2 separate regions of the Homo sapiens genome follow, and region 1 is linked to region 2. The links are chromatin loops, found by intact Hi-C in ENCODE. Cell type or tissue: uterus. All regions are shown on one strand. Links, peaks and the distances in the headings refer to the core of each region. The heading gives the core; the rest is flanking DNA. Region 1 overlaps IQCK (IQ motif containing K). Region 2 overlaps IQCK (IQ motif containing K).

Region 1 (12,211 bases), core at 2,696-10,695, 60 kb after region 2:
AGGTGGGCAGATCATTTGAGGTTAGGAGTTCGAGACCAGCCTGGCCAACATGGTGAAACCCTGTCTCTACTAAAAATACAATAATTAGCCAGGCATGATGGCAGGTGCCTGTAATCCCAGCTACTCGGGAGGCTGGGACTGCAGAATTGCTCGAACCTAGGAGGCAGAGGTTGCAGTGAGGCAAGATCACGCCACTGCACTCCAGCCTGGGCCACAGAGTGAGACTCCATAGCAAAAAAAAAAAAAAAAAAAAAAAAGGAAGCTATTATTGCCTCTATCTTTCAGGGGAGGAAACTGTGTCTCAGAGGTTAAATCATTCACCTTTGGTCACACAGCTTTGAAGTGGCAGAACTGAGAAAATTTATTTATTTATTTATTTATTTATTTATTTTGGAGATAGGGTCTCACTCTGTCACCCAGGATGGAGTGCAATGGCATGATCTTGGCTCACTGCAACCTCCACCTCCAGGGTTCAAGGGTTCCTCCTGCCTCAGCCTCCCGAGTAGCTGGGATTACAGGCGCACGCCATCACACCCTGCTAATTTTTGTATTTTTAATAGCAATGAGGTTTTACTATGTTGGCCAGGCTGGTCTCGAACTCCTGACCACAAGTGATCCACCCTCCTCGGCTTCCCAAAGTGCTGGGATTACAGGTGTGAGCCACCACACCCGGCCAGTCACCCAGGATTTTAATGATTTATTTTGTTTATTGTCTATGTGACTGCACTAGAATGTAAGTTCTCTGACAGCAGGGACCTTTCTTTCCTATTTTGTTCATTGCTCTGTCCTCAGCATCTAGAACAGTGCCCAGCACATGGTAGACAGTCAAGGAATACTTGTTGGTTGAATGAATGGATCTGTGTTACATAACCTCCTTCCCAGATCAGCCAGCTTGCCAAACGCTCTATGGGCAAGTAAACAGAACTGAGGCTGGACACAGTGGCTCACACCTGTAATCCCAGCACTTTGGGAGGCCAAGTTGGGAGGATCACTTGAAAAGTTCGAGACTAGCCTGGGCAGTGTTAAGAGACCCTGTATCCACTAAAAAAATAAAAAATAAATAACTGGGTAGCGTGGTGCATGCCTGTAGACCCAGCTGCTCAGGAGGCTGAAGCAGGAGGACCTCTTAAAGCTCAGGAGGTTGAGGCTGCCGTGAGCTATGGTTGTGCCACTGCACTCCAGCCTGGGAGACAGAGCAAGACCCTGTCTCCAAAAAAAGAAAAATAAAGCAAACAGAACTGTTTCCAAAAAAAAAAAAAATTAAGGGAAGATATATGCTTACATATAATATATAAATGGATAAAGACCGCCTGTAATCTCAGGACTTTGGGAGGCCAAGGCTGGTGGATCACCTGAGATCAGGAGTTCAAGACCAGCCTGGGCAACATGGTGAAACCCTGTCTCTACTAAAAATACAAAAATTAGCTAGGTGTGGTGGCAGGCACCTGTAATCTCAGCTACTTAGAAGGCTGAAGCAGGAGAATCGCTTAAACCCGGGAGGTGGAGGTTGCAGTGAGCCAAGATCGCACCATTGCACTCCAGCCTGGGCGACAGAGCGAGACTCCGTTTCAAAAAATAATAATAAAGAAAGAAAGACAAAAAGTCCATTAAAATATAATCCCCAGATGCTAATAGTGATTATCTCTGGGTGGTTGTAATGCAGGCGATTGATGAGTTGATTGATTTTTGCCTTTTTTTCTAAAACAGAAATGCAAGTGATTATTTTTCTTTTTCGATTATCCATAATTTCTAAAAATAATAAAAAGGAGTGTTTGTTTACATTCATTGTGCACTTACTATGAGGCAAGCATTTTCCCAAGCACTTTACTAGTAGCAACTCAATTATTCTTTACACCTTTGAAGTAGTTACTGCTATGGTCTCCATTTTATAGATGAAGAAACTGAGGCAGAGAGAGGTCAAACAGTATATCTGGGGCCACACAGCAAAAACATAGCAGAACCAAGCAGCTTGACTCCAGAGTCCTCCCTCTCTCTCTCCTCATTAGGCTGCAATGCACAGATGTTATTTATGGAGTTCAAACACTCAAGAGAAATCTGTTGGTGTTCAGTTTCCTGCAAAGTCCATTAGGACTTCTGGTTGCATTGCCAAGGGCATGAAGCACATGCTTCTTTATGCCTGTGAGCCTGCCTTAAAGAGTAACGATCCCGCCCACCAAATTGTCCCTGCTTCTCTCTGTGAGCACCAGTCCAAGGCTGTTGACACATGGTGTTCACCCTTAGGATCTAAATTTAGGATGTGAACAGCTAAAGCGTCTTGCCAGTTTTCATATTCAACTCTCATTATCTCTTTTAAATTATCTTTTTAAAAATAATTTAAAACCTGTCCCCATATCAAAGCAATACATTCTCATTATGAAAAACACAGAATAGTAGCAAGAGATCTAAAAAAGGTACCCACCTCACTGTCACTGGTAATACTTTGGTGGCTACGAAACCTTTTCAAAAATGCCTTACTTTGCCAGATCTGAGTAGGAGGGAGATGGGGGAGACTAAGGAATCTTTTGCATGAGCCCTACTGTTGCCACGTGCATTGGAATTGCCCTCATTTTCTTCTCGTGGCATCCAGAGACTTGTCACTTAAGAGGTTTCAAAGTGACATTTGAAGCTGTTCAGGATGAGCAGCTAATAATAGTAGAAAGAGTCCTAGGCTTAGAGTCCCAAGACCTGCATTGGAACCCTGGCTGGCAACTTCCTAGCTGTGTGTCCTTGAGCAAGGCACTTAACCTTCCTGATCACTCATCTTTTAGATGCAGAATGAAATTAACACTCTCCCTGAAAACCCAACTGAGAGACAAGTTTATTTGTGTTAAAACAACAACAACTTGAGCTAATTTCACCTACAAATTCTTACTGGCTATGTGACCTTGAACAAGTTACTTAACTCTTCTAGCTTTCGGTTTTTTCACCTGTACAATGGAAATAAAAGCATCCCTCTCGCTGGATTCCAAAATGAGATAATGCTTGTAATGAATATGCTTAGTCCAATGCCTCATAAACATTAGGTGATCAATAATGATCAGTGTCTACCATTGTAAGCCATCTTTTTTTTTTTTTTTGAGACGCAGTTTTGTTCTTGTCACCCAAGCTGGAGTTCAGTGGTGCGATCTCAGCTCACTGCAACCTCCACCTCCTGGGTTCAGGCAATTCTCCTGCCTCAGCCTCCTGAGTAGCTGGGATTACAGGTGCCCACCACCACGCCTAGCACATTTTTGTATTTTTAGTAGAGACAGGGTTTCACCATGTTGGCCAGGCTGGTCTCGAACTCCTGACCTCAGGTGATCTGCCCACCTCAGTATCCCAAAATGCTGGGATTACAGGTGTGAACCACCACACCCGGCCCCATATCATTTTTGAATCATTTTAGAGCAGTGTCTTTTCCCACTGAGTGGTGAAATCAATTAATGGGTTGCCAAAAACATTTTGAAAAATGAAGTACAATATAGAGAACATATCAACATGCTTTGCTTATTGTAAGGGAAATACTTTTTGGAGAAATATTTGTTTGAGATGTGTTTGTGCATTGTAAAAGCAATGTAAAACATATTTTTTAAGTTGAAGGTGGCAGTTTAAATATATGAAAACCACTAAGTTAGATTATAAATTTGGTTCCCATGGTTTTAGATTTTCCCTGAATTTGCCAAGGTGGTGTGTCTTTGGCTTACAAACCAAGGTACCTTGGGAAATAACCATATTAATGTACTTTAACATCTTCTGTAAAATTTTTTCTTTGGGTCAAAATCCATTAAATCCTTTTCAAAAATAAATCCGTATGTGAAATGTCATCCAGCAAATGGTGCCAGGAAAAATGTTGCTTCCCTTGAAAATGGTTTGCTTCTTCCCTGACTTTCCCTTTGTGCCTTGTTGGCCAGGATGCTCAGAGTTCAATGTGAAACTCATTTATAGCAACGTCTTAAACGCTATAGTTAGCATATCTAAATTCTCCATTTCTCTTCACGCTTGGTTTTCTTTTTCTGTTTTGATTTACCATCTTTTATTATAAATTATCTCAAATCTTTTAAGGAAGGAAGCAGGATGTAAATACATTCAGGAGGAAAACAGTTGTTTTCCTTGCTTATAACACAGACAGCTTGTGAATCTCAGATGAGATAATGTATGGGGAAGAACATTAAACACTGGGAAGCCTGGCCCGGGGGAGTTGTCATTAGAGCATATCTGACTCTTGCAAAGGTGTAAGTTTTATCAGCTTTGTTGACAAGGAGAATAGGGCTGGCATTTGTTTTAACAGAATTGTTAAAAATAACTTTCTTCTTAACTGATTGTAGAAGTAATACTTGCTCTTTGTAGAAAACTAAACAAAAAAGTGGGTGATTCTGTCTCACCGCCTAGAGATGACCATTATTGAAATGTCATCTTTCTTTTTTTAAAAGTTTTATTGAGATATAATTCATATATCATGCAATTCAAAGTGTACAACTCAATGGCTTTTAGTATATCACAGATACTACAGATGTCACAGAATTTGCAACCATCACTAAATGAATTTTAGCACATTTTCATCACCCCCAGAAGAAACCCTACACCCTTTAGCCATTATCTCCCAAGACTTCCAATCCTCCCAGCCCCAGACAACCACTAATCTACTCTGTCTCTTTATGGATTTGCCTGGTCTGGACAGTTCATATAAATGGAATCATTCAATATGTAATCCTTTGTGACTGACTTCTTTCACTCAGCACAATGTTTGCAAAGTTTATCCATGCTGTAGCATGTGTCAGTACTTTACTCCTTTTTACAGCTTGTATTAGTCAGCTCAGGCTGCCATAATAAAATACCACAGACTTGACAGTTTAAACAACAGACATTTCTTCTCTCATAGTTCTGGAGACTGTAAGTCTGAGATCAAGGAACCAGCATGGTCAGGTTCTAGTGAGGGCTCTCTTCCCGGCTTGCAGACAGCCACCTTCTTGCTGGGTCATCACATGGGAGAGGGAGCTCTCTGGTGTCTCTACTTCTTCTTCTTGTAAGGGTACCAGTTCTACCAGATCAGGTATATACCCTTAACCTTAATCACCTCCTTAAAGGTCCTATCTCCAATACAGTTAGATGGTGGGAGTTAAGGCTTCATCATATGAATTCTGAGGGACATAACTCAGTCTGTAGCATGGCTGAGTAATATTCCATTGTATGAAGGTATCACATCTCACTTATCCATTAATCAATTGATGGGCATTTGAATTGTTTCCACTTTTTGGCTATTATGAATAATGCTGCTATGAATATTCATGTACAAGGTTTTGTGTACTCATATGCTTGCTTTTTTTTTTTTTTTTGAGACAGGGTCTGGCTCTGTCACCCAGGCTGGAGTGCAGTGGCACGACCTCGGCTCACTGCAAGCTCCACCTCCCAGGCTCAAGGGATTCTCCCACTTCAGCCTCCCAAGTAGCTAGGATTACAGGCACCTGCCACCACGCCCGGCTAATTTTTGTATTTTTAGTAGTGACAGGGTTTCACTATGTTGGCCCGGCGGTGTTGAACTCCTGACCTCAGGTGATCCGCCCGCCTTGGCCTCCCAAAGTGCTGGGATTACAGATGTGAGCCACTGTGTCTGGCCGGCCTTGTTGAAGACTTCAGAGTTGAACCCAATTTCAGCTGGGCCACACAGCATCAGGAGGGCTTTATAGGAAAGAAGAGTATGGGGCACATTGGAGATGGGTCGGATGACCCGGTGGCAGTAAGAACAGACAAAAGTGGACAGATTTAGGAGACATTTAAGGGGCAAAAATGACATAGATGAGATCAGTGATCTTTTCTAAAAATGTAGCTTTGTTTGTAGATAAATGTATTTCTCATCGTAGTAAGTGGTTGAAAACGTTCGTGTTTTCTTTTCAGTGGACCGGGGGCTTCCTGTTAGAAAGAACGCCGGTTGAAACTCAAAGGATGTTAATTCCCATCCTCTTTCTTCATGTTTGGTAAAAACAATAACAACAACAACAACAAACACCTTACCAAACATGAAGAAAGGGGATGGGAAGTTTTTTGTTTTGTTTTGTTTTGTTTTTGAGACAGGGTCTTGCTGTGTCCCCCAGATTGTAGCACAGTGGCACAATCTTGGCTCACTGCAACCGCTGCCTGCTGGGCTAAAGTGATCCTCCCACCTCAGCCTCCCTAGTAGCTGGGACTACAGGCACACGTCACCATGCCTGACTAATTTTTGTAGTTTTTGTAGAGGTTTCGCCACATTGCCCAGGCTGGTCTCGAACTCCTGGGCTCAAGAGATCAGCCCGCCTCGGCCTCCCAAAGTGCTGGGATTACAAGTGTGAGCCACCACGCCCTGCCAGTTTAGTTTCTTACTCCTTGGAGTTTCTTGATGTTAGCCCTATCTGCCCTGGGTTCTGAGTCAGCCATCAAGATGAGTGAATCTTGTCTCGCAATCCCTAAGTACAGATTGAAATAATTTCTCAATTGTTTATTAATTTGTTACCCTTGTAGAGGAGCTGTTTAAAAATAAACTGGAGGGTTTGTCTCTGTTGTTCTTAAAGGCAGCATATAATATACAGAGCTTCTGCCAGTCTGAACTGGCTAACAGTTTATACCCTAAACTCATTCAGAATGCCTGGGATATTTCTAAAGGTTCAGTTTGGGCAGCGGCAGCTGAGAATGCAGTGATAAATAAAAAAGTCATAAGACACGGCTGATGGGGTTTGTCTGTGTTCATTCACACCCATGACTCACTCGGCTTTTGAAGACACAGAATTTCGAAGGACAACCAGATGGTGGCTGTTTAAACTGCAGCACTAAAACTCCAATCTTAATGTATTTCAGCTAATTGCAAAATGGAGTTACCCTTGTAAATTGAGATATAGAAAGAAAATACGAATAGATCTATAAATACATATGAATAACACATAAACTAAGGCTTACTCAATGATTTAAAGAAAACCTGCTTAAATATTTGTTTTAAAATATTATATTTTCCAGTTTTTCTGCAGTAACTGCATTACTTGTGTGATAACAAATAATTTTATAGCCGGGCATGGTGGCTCATGCCTGTAATCCCAGCAGTTTGGGAGGCTGAGGCGGGCGGATCACTTGAGCTCAGGAGTTCGAGACCAGCCTAAGCAACATGGTGAAACCCCATCTCTACCAAGGACACAAAAAATTAGCCAGGCGTGGTGGTGCATACCTGTGGTCCCAGTTACTTGGGAGGCTGAGGTGGGGGGGATCACCTGAGCCCAGGAGGCAGAGGCTGCAGTGAGCTGAGATCACATCACTGCACTCCAGCCTGGGCAATAGAGCGAGACCCCATCTCAAAAAATAATAATAATTTTATTGAATATTTATTATGTGCCATACAATATGTACCATTTCGTTTCATCCTTGAATTCTACCAAAAGGAAAGTCTTCCTATCCTCCTTTTATGGATGAGAGAGCTGAGGCTTCCAAGATGTTGAGAGACTTGTTCAGGCCACCCAGTTGGTAAATGGTGGTAGGATTCAAAGCCGGAGCTGCCTTCTCCCAAGTGGTGTGCTCTAAGCAGCTAAGCTGTGCTTGGATGGCTCCATTGCTAGGTTTGATTTGGTGGCTTCCTTCCCCTGTCAATACCTCAGTTTTCACCTATTAAAAACAAGCCTTTTATTGAATCTCTCTTTTTCCAGGAATCAAGACCCTTTACGGGGTCAAACCTTGATAATCCCATGGTTCTGTCTCAATATAACCAATGTTGCCACTCCCACGCCAAATGTTTCCATTTAAAATACTGCCTTCAAGGAGACTTTGCTCTGGATTAACTTTAGTAACTGTTTGGAAGTCAACAACAGAAAGCTGCAATTACTGCTCATTCAAGGCTGTCACGTTCTCCCGGAATGCCTTGTGGCTTCCAAGTTGGCTTAATTTTCCCAAAAATAATGCAACACAGCATCTGGTACTGTCAAGAAATGGAGGTAAATTTACCAGGCTACTGACATTTACGCCCTGAATGTCAACATGTATTTCTTTGTAGAAAGGAATCTTCCACAATTTGTTCTTCTAGTTGGGGGCAGAGGGGCATAGATTTTTTTTTTCTTTTTTTCCTGTATTCTTCGAATTTTCTATAATGTATTGCTCTTCATGGAAAAATAAAATCTCGGTAATATATATAATACACTCCCCTGCCTTTCTAACTTTAGGGACCAATTCTTACTCCAAGGTGGTGTCAGATGATGGTTAAGACCATGGGTTTTGGAGTCAAAAGATACCAAGATCAGAATCTTGGTGTGGCCATTTACTTAACTCTGTGACCTTGGGCACGTTGCTTAGTATCTCTGAGCCTCAATTTCTCAGTCAGTAAAATGAAAATGAGGATAGCATCTACCTCCCAGGGTGGTTGGGAGAATTGTATGAGATAATTAAGGTAGGTAAAGCCCTGAGCCTAGTGTCCAGCATCTGGCTAGTGCAAATTTCCTGATTAATTCTATGATATTGTCCATAGGGACCCTCTTGGGTGTGTAAGACTCTTTGAGGATCTGACTAAAAAGGTGGGCACATTTTTGTGTCTGTTCTCTTCCTCCCCATTGTTCCTATTTTATTTTTTGTGATTGAGGTGGCACTCACATACAGTGGGGTACACCGGTCACAGTGCAGTGCTCCGTGAAATTCTGTGCATGAATCCAACCCAACCACCGCCTGGATCCAGATAGTGAACATGGGCGGCCCCCAGCCAGCTCCCTCATGCCCCACGCGGTGTCCCCTTCCCTTGAGGTAAACTCTGTTCTGACTCCTTTCACCATAGAGTAGTTTTGCTTCTTCTCTGCCTAACTGGAAAACACAGAATGAACTCCTTTGTGTCTGGCGTCTGTGTCTTCTGCTGAACATTATGTCTGGGAGATGCAGCTAACTTGTTGAGGGGTAGCACTCAGTTGATCTTGTATTGTCGTGTTGCTGTTGTAGCATTCCTTTGTATGATTATCGTCACAAGCTGTGAATCCAGTCACTTTTTAATGGATTATTGGGTTATATCCACCTTTGGCTATTATGAAAAATGCTGCTACTTTGTTGATTTTATTATTATTTTTAGAGATAGGGTCTCTCACTCTGTTTTCCAAGCTGGAGTGCAGTGGTGCAATCATAGCTCACTGCAGCCTTGAACTCCTGGGCTTGAGCCATCCTCCAGCCTTGGCCTCCCAAAGTGCTGGGATTATAGGCATGCGCCACCACACCTGGCCCAATGCTGCTGCTTTGAACACTCCTGGATCTGTTTTTTGACCGATGTAAATACTCACTTCAGCTGTGGATTTGGAGTTGCTGGGTTATATGTTTAATTCTAAGATATTTCCAACTCGTTTTCCAAAGTGGCTGTACCATTTTACATCCCCATCAGTGATGCACGAGCAGTCTGCATCTTTACCAACAATGAGTGTGATGAGTCTTCTTTTTCATTTTAACCATTCTGGTGGGTGTGTGGTGGCTGTCTCATCGTGGCTTTAATTTCCTTAATGACTAATGACGTTGCACACCTTTTTATGTGCTTATCAGCCATTGGGACCGTATTTCATTCCTAAATTCCTTTCTGCCATTGGGATATCTGATAGGTCAACTTGCCAGAATGATGTTTAAAGAATGAGCACCCATGCTCTGAGTTTGGGGAATACATTCCGGAACATCCACATTGGCTTCTTCTGTTTACTTTCAAGTTCTTGGCTGTGTTTGATACCTGAGTTTGCAAAGATAAGTAACGTTCAGATGAGTGACATCTTATGAATTTTAAAAGATGCTAAATGAACTACTTAGCAGCAATTCAGCTTATATTCCTGCAGTCCACCTGGGGGGAAAGGAAACCACATTTCTTGAGTACCTTCTTCATGTGCCACATACTGGTGCCACCAGTACCACTGGTACAGTGTACCAGGCACTTTGAATGGATCATCTTTAATCTTCATAAGGACTCTGTGAAGTGGAGATTATTATACCTATAGCTCAAATGAGGAAATTGAGGCTGGGGGCAGAGGTGGGGTATCATCCAGCTTTTAAGTGGCAGAGCCAGGATTTGAATACTGCGTCTGCTTGATGCCAAAGTGTACCCTTTTATTAGCAAGCACATTGAGGAGGAAACGTTATTTTCCTAGAAATTTGCTAATCAGAAACTTTTCCTAGCAAACATTTCATAATTATTTCTGTGAATGGTCACCCCTACTAAGGCCACTCCACTTGTGGGTGGATCTCTTGTCACTGTCACCCCACCCTGGATCTGATGATCGGGGAGTTTCCCCTGCAGCTTCTGATTGGCCACTTGACACCATTTCTCATCCTTCCTGCCTTTCTCCCATCTTTGGGCTCTAATTGCAGCAATACTGTTTAGGTGTTGATTACCCTGAGGGTCTTTTTCTTTTGTCTGGTATATTTTCTGGTGATTCTTTTAGAAAGTTTCCCCCAGTTGTATAGCAATACAGGTATACTGTAGAACATTCAGGAAAACAAAAATTCAGCAGTTTCCTTTCAATCATTACATCTATGTTCAGGTTTTTTTTTTTTTTATGTATTTGAGATGCTGGGTTATAACTTAGTTGAGCAATAGATGTAATTTTGGACGTAATGAATGTAATTTTCTACAGGGCAGTTACACTTAAGTGATGTATTATGAAAATCTCACCCAAGAATGAATGTGGAATAGGAGTCACTTGTTCTAAAAAAATAAAAATTTTAAAAAGTAAACTTTTTTTTTTCTTTAGAAAGGCAGGGGCTGGGTGCGGTGGCTCATACCTGTAATCTCAGCGCTTTGGGAGGCCAAGACAGTAGGATCACTTAAGCCCAGCAGTTCGAGACCAGCCTGGACAACATAGTGAGATCCCATCTCTACAAAAAGTAAAAAAAATATTCGGGCATGGTGGTGCACACCTGTAGCCCCAGCCACTTGGGAGGCTGAGGCAGGAGGATCACTTGAGCCCAGGAAGTCAAGACTGCAGTGAGCTGTGATTGCACCATGTACTTCAGCCTGGGCAACAGAATGACACCCTGTCTCTGAAAAAAAAAAAGAAAAAGAAAAGAAAAAGAAGGAATGAAAGAAAAGAAAGGAAGGCAGGGATGATTAAATGAAGGAGCCCAGTTTATATCTGTTAGGCTTCCAGCTCTAACAGACAGAAGCCTCCATGCCCTCGTGCCATCCTTGTACTCCTTGGAGACATGATTAACTTGGTATTGAACAATTTCAAATTTGCATAATGGAAATTTATAGGAAATGTGCTGCACCGTATTTTCCCACTGACATTTCTCCCTGTTTTTACACTTTGCCAAAACATCATGTTTTTATGGCTTCATTATATTACATCACATCAAGGTTATAGGTTGTCAGATACTTAATCATTCCCTGACTTTTGGGCATTTAGGTTGTTCTCAAACTGTTTATGTGGTAGAGGATGCGGAAGTGAACACCTTTGTCTGCGTAACATCATTGTTGCTTCTTTAATCACAGACATTTTTGCTGTCCTGGTGGGAGGCAGTTGTGAGATCTTGACCCTGTAGAGTTTTAAGAGCAGCAGCAGCCAGACAGCTCACAGCGTAACCTTGAGCAAGTTGCATGACCTGTCTCTGCTTCAGTCTCCCTACCTGTAAAACTGGGGAAAATAATAGCACTTAGCTCACTATGACTTCGTATGTGTCAAGGGCTTCATAAGTACCATAGAAGTGTTTGCTTTTATTATTTACCTGGAATCCTAGAAATCGGGAGCTAATTGAGTAAAAGATGAACATTTTAAGGTTTCTCATAGATATTGCTGATTTGGGAGCGTGAGCCAGTCTCCTCCTTGTAACCCCAGGCCCCAGCACGGTTGTGGTCCATAGCTGCGTGGCAGATGGTCATCTATTGAAGCAAGTTCTCCCCGCAGTATGTGAGCATCTCGTGGTTCGTACAATTTCCTGTTGATTTTTTCTGCCTCACCTTCTATACTGTGACCTCTTTGAGGGCAAAGAATATGCCCTAAGCAAAATAATAGCTGGCTGGGTGCTGTGGCTCACACCTGTGACCCTATCATCTTGGGAGGCTGAGGCAGGAGGACTGCTTGAGCCCAGGAGTTAGAGACTAGGCTGGGCAACATAGCAAGACCCTATCTCAACCCAAAATAAAAATATATTAGCCAGGCATGGTGGTGCGTGTGTGTGGTCCCAGCTATTAATACTTAGGAGGCTGAAGTGGAAGGACCATTTGAGCCCAGGAGGTTGAGACTGCAGTGAGCCCTGATTTGCACCACTGCTTTCCAGC
Region 2 (12,211 bases), core at 2,587-10,586:
AGCTGGAGAACTGCTTGGTGTGAAAAACCCACACATTTGGTGTCAGAAGTCTTGCGAGTAGAGAAACAAAGGTTTTTCCTTTTAGTGCCCTCAAGATGTCCACATCCAATTCCCAGACCTTGTAAATATATATGTTCCCTTATATGGCAGAAGGGACTTTGCATATGTGATTAAGTTAAGGATCATAAGATGGGAATTAGTATATGAGTTTCCTAGGGCTACTGCGAGAAATTACCACAAAGTTGGTGCTTAAAACAACACACACAATTTTTATTTTGAGTCAGAGTCTCACTCTGTTGCCCAGGCTGGAGTGCAGTGGTGCGATCATAGCTCACTGCAGCCTCGAACTCCTGCCCTCAAGCAGTCCTCCCACTTCAGCCTCCCAAAGTGCTGGGATTACAGACGTGAGCCACCACACCCAGCCTTCAGTGTATCTGTTAAAAAGATCAGTCCGGCAGCTGGATGGGGTATTCACTGAAATCAACCTAATAGTGCATACAGGGAGGTGACTACAGTGAAGAGATGATGCCCTCATGGAGAGGAGGAAGTAAAATAAATTGGATTTGGGACATGTTTTGAGGTTGGAACCAAGAAGACTTGCTGATGGATTGGATGTTGTGGGAGAGAGAGGAGTCAAGAATGCAACAGAGATTTCAGGCCTGAGCAACTGGCTGAATGGGATCCCTTTACTGAAACAGAGTAGGGGAAATAACAGTTCTCTTTTGAAAATTTAATGAGTACACTGAAAAATCACAAATTATTGGGAATAAAAATATGAAAAGTTTTTTCTTTTTTCCCACTAACCACCACACTATATTACATTGACTCCATCTGCCATCTGGATAGCAGCTCTTTAATACTTTTTGGCCCAATTCCATAACTTTCTGGTCACTCTCTCTTTTTAGATCATCTCATTTCACCATTAGGATTTATCCTCGTTATTTTTTTAAATCACAAGTATTTTTTTAATTTTTACTTATTTATTTATTTTATTTATTTATTTATTTTTTTTGAGATGGAGTCTCGCTCTGTCGCCCAGGCTGGAGTGCAGTGGTGCGATCTCGGCTCACTGCAAGTTCCGCCTCCTGGGTTCACGCCATTCTCCTGCCTCAGCCTCCCGAGTAGCTGGGACTACAGGCACCTGCCACCACGCCTGGCTAATTTTTTGTATTTTTAGTAGAGACGGGGTTTCACCATGTTAGCCAGGATGGTCTCGATATCCTGACCTCGTGATCCACCCGTCTCGGCCTCCCAAAGTGCTGGGACCTTACAGGCGTGAGCCACCGTGCCCAGCCTTATTTATTTATTTATTTATTTATTTATTTATTTATTTATTTGAGATGGAGTCTCGCTCTGTCATCCAGCTGGAGTGCAGTGGTGCGCTCTCAGCTCACAGCAACTTCCGCCTCCTAAGTTCAAGTGATTCTCCTGCCTCAGCGTCCCAAGTAGCTGGGACTGTAGGCATGTGCCACCTTGCCTGGCTAATTTTTGTATTTTTAGTAGAGATGGGGTTTCACTATGTTGGCCAGGCTGGTCTTGCACTCCTGACCTCAAGTGATCTGCCGGCCTCCGCCTCCCAAAGTGCTGGGATTACAAGCATGAGCCACTGTGCCCAGCCAAAAATTTATTATGTTTTTTATAGAGACAGTGTTGCCCTGGCTGGTCTTGAACTTCTGACCTCAAGCCATCCTCCCTCCTTGGCCTCTCTAAGTGCTGGGATTACAGGCATGAGCCACTGCACCTGGCCCATCCTGTTTATTTTTAAATCCTTAGTCTTCAGTCTCCAGCTGGATATAAAACCCATCTTTCCCCAGCTCCAGCCACAACTAACTGTCTACGATTCAGGGGTCCCGGAACTTGGAAAGGGAAGGAAATTCCCTCTTTATTTTCACTAATCTCTCACTTAAATCCAGCGTCTCCTTTAAGTATGAATGTGGACAACAAACCTCAGTAGTTTCCATAGTATCTGTGAGTTTGTCCCTGACAGCAATCACAGATATTCTCCTGTCACATTACAGTTGTTGCAGAGATCGAGAAATACCATTTACACTTGTCACACCTTTCAAATTACAGTAGTTAATTGGCCTGCTATTAGCTCTTGTTATTTACTGCATAATTTAGAAGCGCATATATTACTATATCAGCAGCTCTTGTTTTAATATTTTGATACTTTTATTTCAATATAATTGGTTTGCTGTAATCCTATGTATTTACTTTCATGTTGTTAAAAACATTATTGTGAGAAGGAATCCAAACCGCCAAAGTAGAAAGGGATCCGTGACACAAAAAAATGAAGATCCCCTGTGAGAGGTTTGAAAAGGGTGGGGAGGTAGGTGGTCTGCTCTTCTGAACATCCCCCTTGCCTGGGCCCACCCTTTAAATCCAGGAGAGGGAGACTGGGGAGTAGGTGGGTCTCCTTAAATTTTTCCTTTAGTCACACTAGAGAAAATGTGTAATCAGTTACAAAGACGTTAAATAATACCACAATCTGGGAATATTTTATCAAGAAATATCAAGTATCACAGCCTTGTTTTTTTAAAAAATGGTTATATCTGAAACCCACATGGGAGCATGTGGTCTTGCACTTCGCTGCTTGGCGAGTTCTGCTATCTGGACACGTATGCAGCTTCAGTGATGGAGTTGGTTAAATGGGACTCAGCTCTGTGTGTAACTAGGAGAATGATTCAGCCTGATGCTGGAGTAATAACCGCTTGTTGATCTCCCAGGGTAGAGATTAGTGAAGGGGCCAAAGCAACATCATATCCTGGTAACCATGATTTCTAAATATGCTTTAGGCTACAGAGAGTAAAGCTCTGCAGGTTTTGGAGCTGTTCGTATGTTCACAGAAGGCTGGAATTGAAAGAATCCTATGAGATTCCATCCTAACGGCTAGTCACCATATGTCTGGGAGTACCATTCCAGATAACCTCTGTTGTACTTTTTAGAAATATTTTAAGTTTGTAAGCCAATAATGTGATGCCTCGGCAGGGCGTGGTGGCTCACGCCTGTAATCCCAGCACCTTGGGAGGCTGAGGCAGGTGGATCACTTGAGGTCAGGAGTTTGAGACCAGCCTGGCCAACATGGTGAAACCCCATCTCTACTAAAAATACAAAAATTAGCTGGGTGTGGTGGCAGGCGCCTGTAATCCCAGCTACTCGGGAGGCTGAGGAAGGAGAATTACTTGAACCCGGGAGGCAGAGGATGCAGTGAGCCGAGATCGTGCCACTGCACTCCAGCCTGGGTGACAGAGTGAGACTCCGCCTAAAACAACAACAAAAAAGAATGTGATGCCTCAGTATAGAGCATTTGGGAACCCGGTTAGGATGGAAGGCGAGGGCTGGGTAAAGTCTCTTTTGCTGACTGTGACAAGTGGCCGTTACAAATACTGGTGTATTGCAAAACTTCATGAGGATTGATTTACAGCATGTGCCGTCTTTGTAAATGGCTTTACATCCGGGTTGTGCTTTCATGTTCCAAGAAAACAACTTAATCTCTTAGTTAATGAAAAGTGGAAGGCCGGGCATGGTGGCAGGCGCCTGTAATCCCAGCTACTCAGGAGGCTGAGGCAGGAGAATTGCTTGAACCTGGGAGGCGGAGGTTGCAGTGAGCCGAGATCGCACCATTGCACTCCAGCCTGGGCAACAGAGTGAGACTCCATCTCAAAAAGAAAAAGAAAAGAAAAGTGAAGAGCCTGGGCACAACCTGGGCAACATAGTGAGACCCTGTCTCTACAAAAATACCAAAAAAAAAAAAATTAGCTGGGAATGGTGGTGTGTACCTGTAATCTCTGCTGTTTAGGAGGCTGAGGTGGGAGGATGGCTTGAGCCCAGGAATTTGAGGCTGCAGTGAGCTATGATCATGCCACTACACTGCAGCCTGGGTGACAGAGCAAGACCCTGTCAAAAAAAGAAAAGAGAAAGAGAGAAAGAAAAGTGGATAGAATTTTGATTCCAAAATTTCATTTTCAATCTCAAGCAAGCTTTCTTCCCTTCTTTATTCTGATTAAATGTGTTTTTTGATGACACCTCTCTAATTGTCTTTGAACTGGATGAAGAAATTGATCAAGACTAACGTCTCAGATTTTCTTATTATGTATTTTGTTAGCATGCTGTATCTTCACGTCCTGCAAATCTTTCACTTTGCATCTAAAAAAGAGAAAAGAAGCATGTGTATGCGCACACATGTGCACATACATTTATATATACACAACACAATCAGAAAAATAAATTTTTGTTCCTTCTCAGAATTATAGCGTTGATTCTTCTTCTTTTTTTGTGTGTGTGTGTGTGTGTGAGACGGAGTCTTGTTGTGTTGTGCAGGCTGGAGTACAGTGGTGCGATCTTGGCTCACTGCAACCTCTGCCTCCTGGGTTCAAGCGATTCTCCTGCCTCAGCCTCCTGAGTAGCTGGGGTTACAGGTGTCCGCCACTACGCCCAGCTAATTTTTGTGTTTTTAGTAGAGATGAAGTTTCACCATATTGGCCAGGCTGGTCTCGAACTCCTGACCTCAGGTGATCCACCCACCTCGGCCTACCAAAGTGCTGGGATTACAGGCGGGAGCCACCGCGCCTGGCCAGCATTGATTCTTAGGGTTCAAATGTATTCACATTTGAGAAAAAAAGGAGGAGGACATGACAAATGAGTATTACTAGTATAACAATTCTCCTTGGAAACATACCCAGCAGTGCTATCGTGCCCGTCTGAACATGCAAAAACGTCTGCTTTGGGGATGTCTGATTTAAGCACTTTAAGGCCTCAGCTGTCTCCTTCTGTGATTGACGTGTTCATCTCTCCCCTCCCTAGTTCCCTGGTGATGAGCAGTCGCCTCTTTATTTTTATTTGACCTTAAGCCAGTTGCACTGATTCCAAGAGAGGGAAAAGGGCCTGGCGTGGCTTCTCTGCCTTCAAGCTGGCCTGCTGAAATGATTGATAATTCCCAGGACTACTCTTCGAAGAGTAAGTCCTTTTCATTTGGCCTGATTTACCATGGCTTTCTCATACTTATTCTTGGTTTGGGAACTAGACAGCGCCCCATTATCTAGCTATGAAAGCAGGGATGTCACTAAAGGTGGCCTCTTATTACTGCTTAAAGGCCTATTAGAAATCTCATTTTGCTTTTTGGAGATGTCGTTGTGATGCATAGCGGTTCAGGGTTTCATTACTGGTGAAAGCCCTCTGTTTGGGCTCACCCGTTGTGTTCTGAGATTTGCAGTTCTGTTTTCCTGCTGCTGTTCCGAAACAGGAATACTGTTACTTTGAGGATTTCATGACATCGGTTGTGAAAAACATACTTAAAGCAGGAAAATTGCCGCTGAACAGAAAGGCGCTATCAAATCTCCCCTCCAACACAAGTGACAAACTCTACTCTGTTTAGCCTTCCTGACATAGGATTCCCTGCGGAGGTTCAGATAAATGAGTATCTGCCAAGTTATTACTGTAAAGTTCAACAAAGAGGGCGTTTTCTATGATTCTGCACCCTCCCTGCCCCCATTTTTTTTTTCTTCGAAGCAAATGATTGTGTTTTCTTCTCCTTAACACTCAGCAGCTGCTAGACCCTGACTTCGATGCTACTGACCTTGTGAGCTGGCCCCATCTTCTCTCTGGGCCACTGTTTCCTGGGCAGTTTGCATTCTCAGCTGGAAATGCTCAATGACCTTGAACACAGAGTCCCTTTACCCCTCTATGCCTCAGTTGTTTCAACTCTCAAGAAAGGGTAACAACTCATTCTTCATGTTGTGTGGATTTAACAAAATCACGTGTAGAAAATGCTTAACACACAGCTGGGCAGAGAGGCAACTACTCACTCCACAAGTATTTGTTGAGTGTGCCTACTATGTGCCAGACATTGTCCTAAGTGCTGGAGATACCAAGAGGAGCAAACACAGGACCAGTGTCTACTCTTGTGGAGCTTTCAGACCAGTACAAGATTTGAGCATTAATTAGATAATTACAAGGGCTTCTATCTCCAAACTGGGCCAAGGACCAGGAAGGAAAATTACACAGAAGCTTCCTGGGGCCCTGATGTAATCAAAGGACATTTTTCAATTACATTTTTTTCTTTTTGAGATGGAGTCTTGCTCTGTTGCCCAGGCTGGAGTGCAGTGGCACGATCTTGGCTCACTGCAACCTCTGCCTCACAGGTTCAAACAATTGTCCTGCCTCACCCTCCCAAGTAGCTGGGATTACAGGCACACACCACCACGGCTGGCTAAATTTTGTACTTTTAGTAGAGATGGGGTTTCACCATGTTGGCCAGGCTGGTCTCGAACCCCTGACCTCAGGTGATCCACCCGCCCCGGCCTTCCAAAGTGCTGGGATTACAGGCCCATGAGCCACGGCGCCCCGCCTCAATAACATTTGAATGGAGATCAGAAGCAGTAATAAGACAAACCAGGAAAAAGAGGTGTCAGGCCTTGCACCAGCCCCAAGGTGCATTTGAGCAAATTAGAAAAAGGTATCCTCACCTTAGGGCAGATGTGGTCACACACCCAGGAGCAGAGCATGTGCTGGGTTTTAGCACCCTTTGGCCGATCTGCTGGGTGCCCTTGAGCAGAGAACAACCAGGACCTCTGTACAGGGTGCCCCTGGCTAGGGGTATACTGGAGGCAGAGGAAAGCACCTTAGCAAAGGCCCTGAGGTGGGAGAAGCAGACACATTTGAGGAGCTGCCAAGTGCCAGTGAGGCAGGAGAATAGGGTCTGGAGGCAGGGAACCAAAGGCTGTCTCACACTGACATCCTAGAACTAAATTGAAAAGAAAACCCTAACTTTCCACGCCTAAGTAACAAAAGGACCAGAGGCTACTCCCTTTTCAAATCCCAAAATTTCCTGCACAGCTGATGGGAAATTGGCTGTCCACAACCAATCAGACTGATTGCGGGCCGAGTCTTTGTTTGCATAGAAGTCTTTGTTTGCATAACTTTATAACTTCACTTCAGCCTCTGGTTGGCTGCTTTCTACAACCAATCAGACTGATTGCTGGCTACCACTTACTTCATTTACATGAGGTGAGCATGAAGTGGCCAAAGGGAAACTTCTAGGGGGTATTTGGACCCAAGAAGATTCTGTATCCTGGCTCTTGAGCCGCTGCTTGGGTCCGCTCCCACACTGCAGAGTGTACTTTTGTCCTTTCGTTTTCAATAAATCCCTGCTTTTGTTCTTTTGTTGCTTCATTCTTTCTTTGCTTTGCTGGGCGTTTTGTACAATTCTTTGTTCAAAACGCCAAGAACCTGGACAACTTGCAGTCACGACCCTCTACCAGTGACACCCGCAGGGCCGGAGCATGAGGAGCAAGGCTGCTGGGAGGGGATCCAGAAAGTTCTCAGTAAATATCAGCCAGTGAGAATGCATTAGAGCATCATTCCCATGAATTCACTGCCAACACACCAAGGTCTCCTTAAAAACACCAAGGTCTCTCTAGAAGCTGTTGAATTTTAACTAGTGAAGGGAAATTACTTCAGGGATGTGATTTGTTGGTGTCACACAACTGAGATATAGAGAATCAGGACAGTGGATGAGGAGAGACATTTAATGTGGAAAACAGGGAGCCCGGGCGGGGCGGGTGGCTCATGCCTGTAATTCCAGTGCTTTGGGAGGCCGAGGTGGGAGGATTGCTTGAGGCCAAGAGTTGGAGACCACATAGCGAGACCCTGTCTCTACAGTTTTAAGAAAATTTACTTAAAAAATGTAAAAGAGGCTGTGCACGGTGGCTCATGCCTGTAATCCCAGCACTTTGGGAGGCAGAGGTGGGTGGATCACCAGAGGTCAGGAGTTTGAGACCAACCTGGCCAACACAGTGAAACCCCATCTCTACCAAAAAATACAAAAATTGGCCAGGCATTGTGGCGTGCTCCTGTAGTCCCACTACTCAGGAGGCTGAGACAGGAGGATCGCTTGAACCTGGGAGGCAGAGGTTGCAGTGAGCCGAGATTATGCCACTGTACTCTAGCCTGGGGGACAGAGTGAAACTTCATTGAAAGGAAGAAAGAAAGAGAGAAAGAGAGGAAGAAGGGAAAGAACGGAAAGAAAGGGGAAAAAAAGGAAGAAATGGAAGAATCACCTAGAAAAGAAAGAAAGAGAGAGAGAGAGAGAGAAGGGAGGGAGGGAGGGAGGGGGGATGGAGGGAAGGAAGGAAGGAAAGAAAGAAAGAAAAGGGGAGGGGAGGGGAAGGGAAGGGAAGAAAGGAAAGAAAAAGGAAGAAATGGAAGAATCCCCTTTACTTGGTCTCTTAGAAAGGACCTGTCCAGCCAGAAAATCAGAGCCTGGCAAAAGCACTGCACTCAACTGCTGATAACTTCTGTGTTCTTTGTGGCTTTGATTTCTTTGGTTCTGGAAGAATTCAAAAGAGCATTCATTCATTTAAACAAATAGACTATATCAAGCTTTTCTTTTTCTTTTTTTAAGTCAGAGTTTTTGGAAGGAAATGAAACCCTTGTATCCTGGAGAATCATGCACTGTTGCCAGTTAGCTTTGCAGTCTGTGGCAGGCCGGGCATCTGCATGTTTGCCCAGTTGAGGCTTGGTGTGTCAGCACTCCATGATAAGGGATGCTTGGGCTTTGGGATTGTATGGATCTGGGCCCAGATCCTCACTAGGCACCTACAAGCTGTGTGACCTTGGGCAGGTTAGTCAACCTGTCTGTGCCGTGAGTTACTGTAAGCTCTAGCTGTTATTTGGGAGAGTTTTGAGGCCAGGGCACTTGGGAGTCCCTTACTTGCAAAGTCATTTCTGGGGATGCTATACTGGGAGCAGCCTCCATGTGATCCACGTCCTTTGAGGGTTTCTTTCTTTTATATCTGAACAGTCTTGGCCTTTGCTTTTCAGACGTAGCTATGCTTTACTTTGGGGGAAACATAAAGAACCTGAATTAAGACAGATTTGTAAGACCTTGTCATCGGTTAGTGCCTCTGTTAAACTTTTAGTCTTGATTTTTTAATGTGGTATCTTTGATTTTTAAAAAAATCCCATGATATGAAAAATCCCACAAGAGCAGACACTATCAACTGATCCAGCACTTGAGATATTTTATTTCTTATTAAGAATTACTGTTTAAGTATTTTTTTCTAAGCAGAAACAATAATCCACAGCAGATTCATCTTTAAAAAAAAAAAAAAGAAGAAGAAGCAGTGAAACCAACCCAATCGTCCCATAGTTTTTGTTGTTGTTGTTGTTTTCAGATAAACATAGAAATTGACTTTTCTGGTCTTAAAGCTTAAAACTTAATTTATCTGAGTTCCTTCCTCAGGGAAGGACCCCCAGGCCTCTTAGAAAAAAAAAGGATCAAAGAACTGAAACTCATCAGATCACCACATCTAGACAATGAGATGCCAGAGCCCTCATTCATCATGATTGCTTCCTTGCTCCTCCCTAGTTCTTGTTTTCTTACACATTGTCACATTTCTTCCCTGCTGTATAAACCCCTAGTTTTTGTCTGTCTGGGAGGTGGATTTGAGACTGATCCCATCTCCTCCTGGCTGCAGCACTCGATTAAGATTAGAGCCTTCTTCCCTGGTAATACTCATCAGTTCAGTAATTGGCATTCTGTGTGGTGAGCAGCAAGACCTACACCAAACCCTTGATGTTTCTGTAACAACAGCAGAACTTAAAAATGTGCTTGAATTTAAACCACATTAACCTGGAATGCATACTAATCAGAGATAAATTCCAGTATTCCTTTCAGGAAAGAGAGGAACTGCAGTCCTTAATTTCAATGGAAAGTTGGAGAAAGAGCTCTTTATTATGTCTCAGTCATACTGCAGTACATAAAGGCGGCTGCTCCTCTGTCTCTTGCATTGTATCCAAATAGTCTCATGTCAGTAATATGTATGTTGCACCTTCAGGACTAAAATGCAAGAATAGCAGCCTGAGTCCTTCAAAAGAAGAATAGGCTAACAATGATTTAAGATTATGCTGTTTTTTTTAAAAAAATCCTTCCCAGAGTTTAAAATAATAAATGCTAACTCAAGCATACACTTTTCTATCTAAAATGACACTGTTGCCTGCTAAGAAAGGGGATGGATGAAGCACTTAATCAGAGAGGTCATTATGTTGTCAAAGGCAATGCCAAGGCTGAAGGACTGGATTCTCATGGGCATATAACCATTTTATTGCTTTTCAGCCCACGGCCGCCAATCCCACTCTCGCTCCTGCTGACAGAAGAGGAAGCAGCCCTCTACATTCAATCCTTCTGGAGAGCCTGTGTGGTAAGAATCATATGCGACTGTGGTATTTGATTTAATGGGGAACTTTTGTGAGGTGGAGGGTCCAGGGTAAACCTTAGATGAGTTAGGAACAGGATATTATAGCTAACATCCAGACCTCAGAAATACGATTCTCTGTAAAATGGGTCTTAAAAAGTGATTTAGAATTTTTACTGAAACTGGCTGGGCATAGTAGCTCATGGCTGTAATCCCAGAACTTTGCAGGGGCCAAGGTGGGAGGATCACTTGAGCCCAGGAGTTCAAGACCAGCCTGGGCAACATGACGAAACCTCGTATCTGCCAAAAAAAAAAAAGAAAAAAGAAAAAGAAAAAAAAATACAAAACTTAGCCCATGTGGCGCACATCTGTAGTCTAGCTGCTGTTGGGAGGCGGAGGTGGGAGGATGGCTTGAGCCCAGGACGCAGAGGTTGCAGTAAGTGGGGATTGTGCCACTGCACTCCAGCCTGGGAGACAGAGAGATACCCTGTCTCCAAAAAAAAAAAAAAAAAAAAAAAAACACAAAGACTTTTTACCAAAACTTATTTTGTAGTTATTAAAAGTACTGTCTTAACCTTTTAAAGTTGGGTTGACTGGCCTGTATTGATATATACAAAGAAAAAACTACATTGTCATTTTAGAAAAAAAAACTGGAAAATTCACGTAAGTCGAATAAAATAAATAAAAATTTTTGAGTCACTGATAACTCCGTCACCAAAAGATAATTATTGTTAACATTTTGGTATAAAACTACAAACTTTAAAAATCTGAATTCACATAGTGACGTATAAATACTTAACATAGAAAATAGCCTCTGCCTTTATAACTTGTCTTTTTTAACCATTTTTCTATTTGAGACTTTGAGGTTATTTACAGTATTTTTTATTGTTGTAATAAATGCTGCAGTAGACACCTTTGTGCAGTCATTTTTGCGCATTCGTCTGCTCATTTGTATAGGAGAATCCTAGAAGTGGAATTTCTAGATGAAAAGATAAGCTTTTTTTAAAGCTCCTGATCCTGGCTGTGCAAGATGACTCATGCCTGTAATCCCAGCACTTTGGAGGGACAAGGTAGGAGGATCTCTTGAGGCAGGAGTTAGAGACCAGCCTGGGCAACATAGTGAGACCCTGTCTCTACAAAAAAATACAAAAATGGGCCAGGTGCAGTGGTGGGCATCTGTAGTCCCAGCTAATTGGGAGGCTGAAGCAGGAGGATCACTTGAGCCAAAGAGGTCAAGGCTGCAGTGAGATATGATTGTGCCACTGTACTCCAACGTGGGTGACAACTGGGTGACAAAGCAAGACCCTGTCTCAAAAAAAAAAAAACTCCTGATAATATTGTCTTGTGGAAGAAGTTCTCACCAAATACATATGAGAGTAGCATGTGTATCTCATTCCAAAAAGTATACAACCTCTCCAATTATTTGGCAATTAGTGTATCAATGTTAACAAGCTTCCATGAAGCTCCCATTCTAGGTAGCAAGATGACTTTCCCTGAATCTGAGCATCAGATATCATGGAATGAGCTTACATTTAACATCAGCAGTGGCAAACACTGCCAGAGGGAAAGGTCCCAGTGGATTTCCATAGAGGCCAAAGCTCTTCATACTCTATACACAGCTGATGTAGGAAAAAGAGACTCTGAAAAACACACCAGCAAAAAGCTATCAGTTAAGAAGTTGGATTAATCCTAACAAGCTACAATTAATAACAAATATTTGCTACATGCCCATTAGTGGAACTGTCCCTGAACACAAGAGCTTACTGTATGAGTCAGTATTGTCCAGTTATTCCATTCCTTTTGTACATGGTACATTCCAGAAACCATGGGCTAAAGGGAAGTGTGAAAGTTAAGTAACATATTTGCACATTAAAGGAGAAGTCTGTGCCCAAAGAGTTAAAACAAACAAACAAACAAACAACAACAACAACAAAAAAACCACCCTGTTACAGAAACCCCTATTATTCCCCGTGATTTAGACATAGTTTTTTATAATGTAGGTTTTCAGTATTTCATAC

The links. A loop is a pair of places that touch in the nucleus more often than their neighbours do. Peaks named below come from ENCODE experiments on the same cell type or tissue, not always from the same donor. Only the 100,000 strongest peaks of a DNase experiment are listed, where the experiment ranks them.
Region 1: a loop joins it to region 2, with 6 times the contacts of the local background. A loop is called at or near these places in 2 of 110 quality-filtered maps.

Annotation. Positions count from the first base shown.
Region 1 is chr16:19,838,786-19,850,996 of GRCh38, forward strand. All of the region lies in intron 8 of IQCK (IQ motif containing K), which reads left to right. Among named protein-coding and RNA genes, the nearest start is that of GPRC5B, 40 kb to the right of the region's middle. In uterus, for the core only: no CTCF peak of the experiment used is centred there; a DNase peak (open chromatin) is centred at 6,686; H3K27ac peaks cover 672 bases.
Region 2 is chr16:19,778,724-19,790,934 of GRCh38, forward strand. IQCK (IQ motif containing K) reads left to right here. Exons shown (of 9, transcript NM_153208.3): 7 at 10,115-10,199. Among named protein-coding and RNA genes, the nearest start is that of IQCK-AS1, 19 kb to the left of the region's middle. In uterus, for the core only: no CTCF peak of the experiment used is centred there; no DNase peak of the experiment used is centred there; H3K27ac peaks cover 779 bases.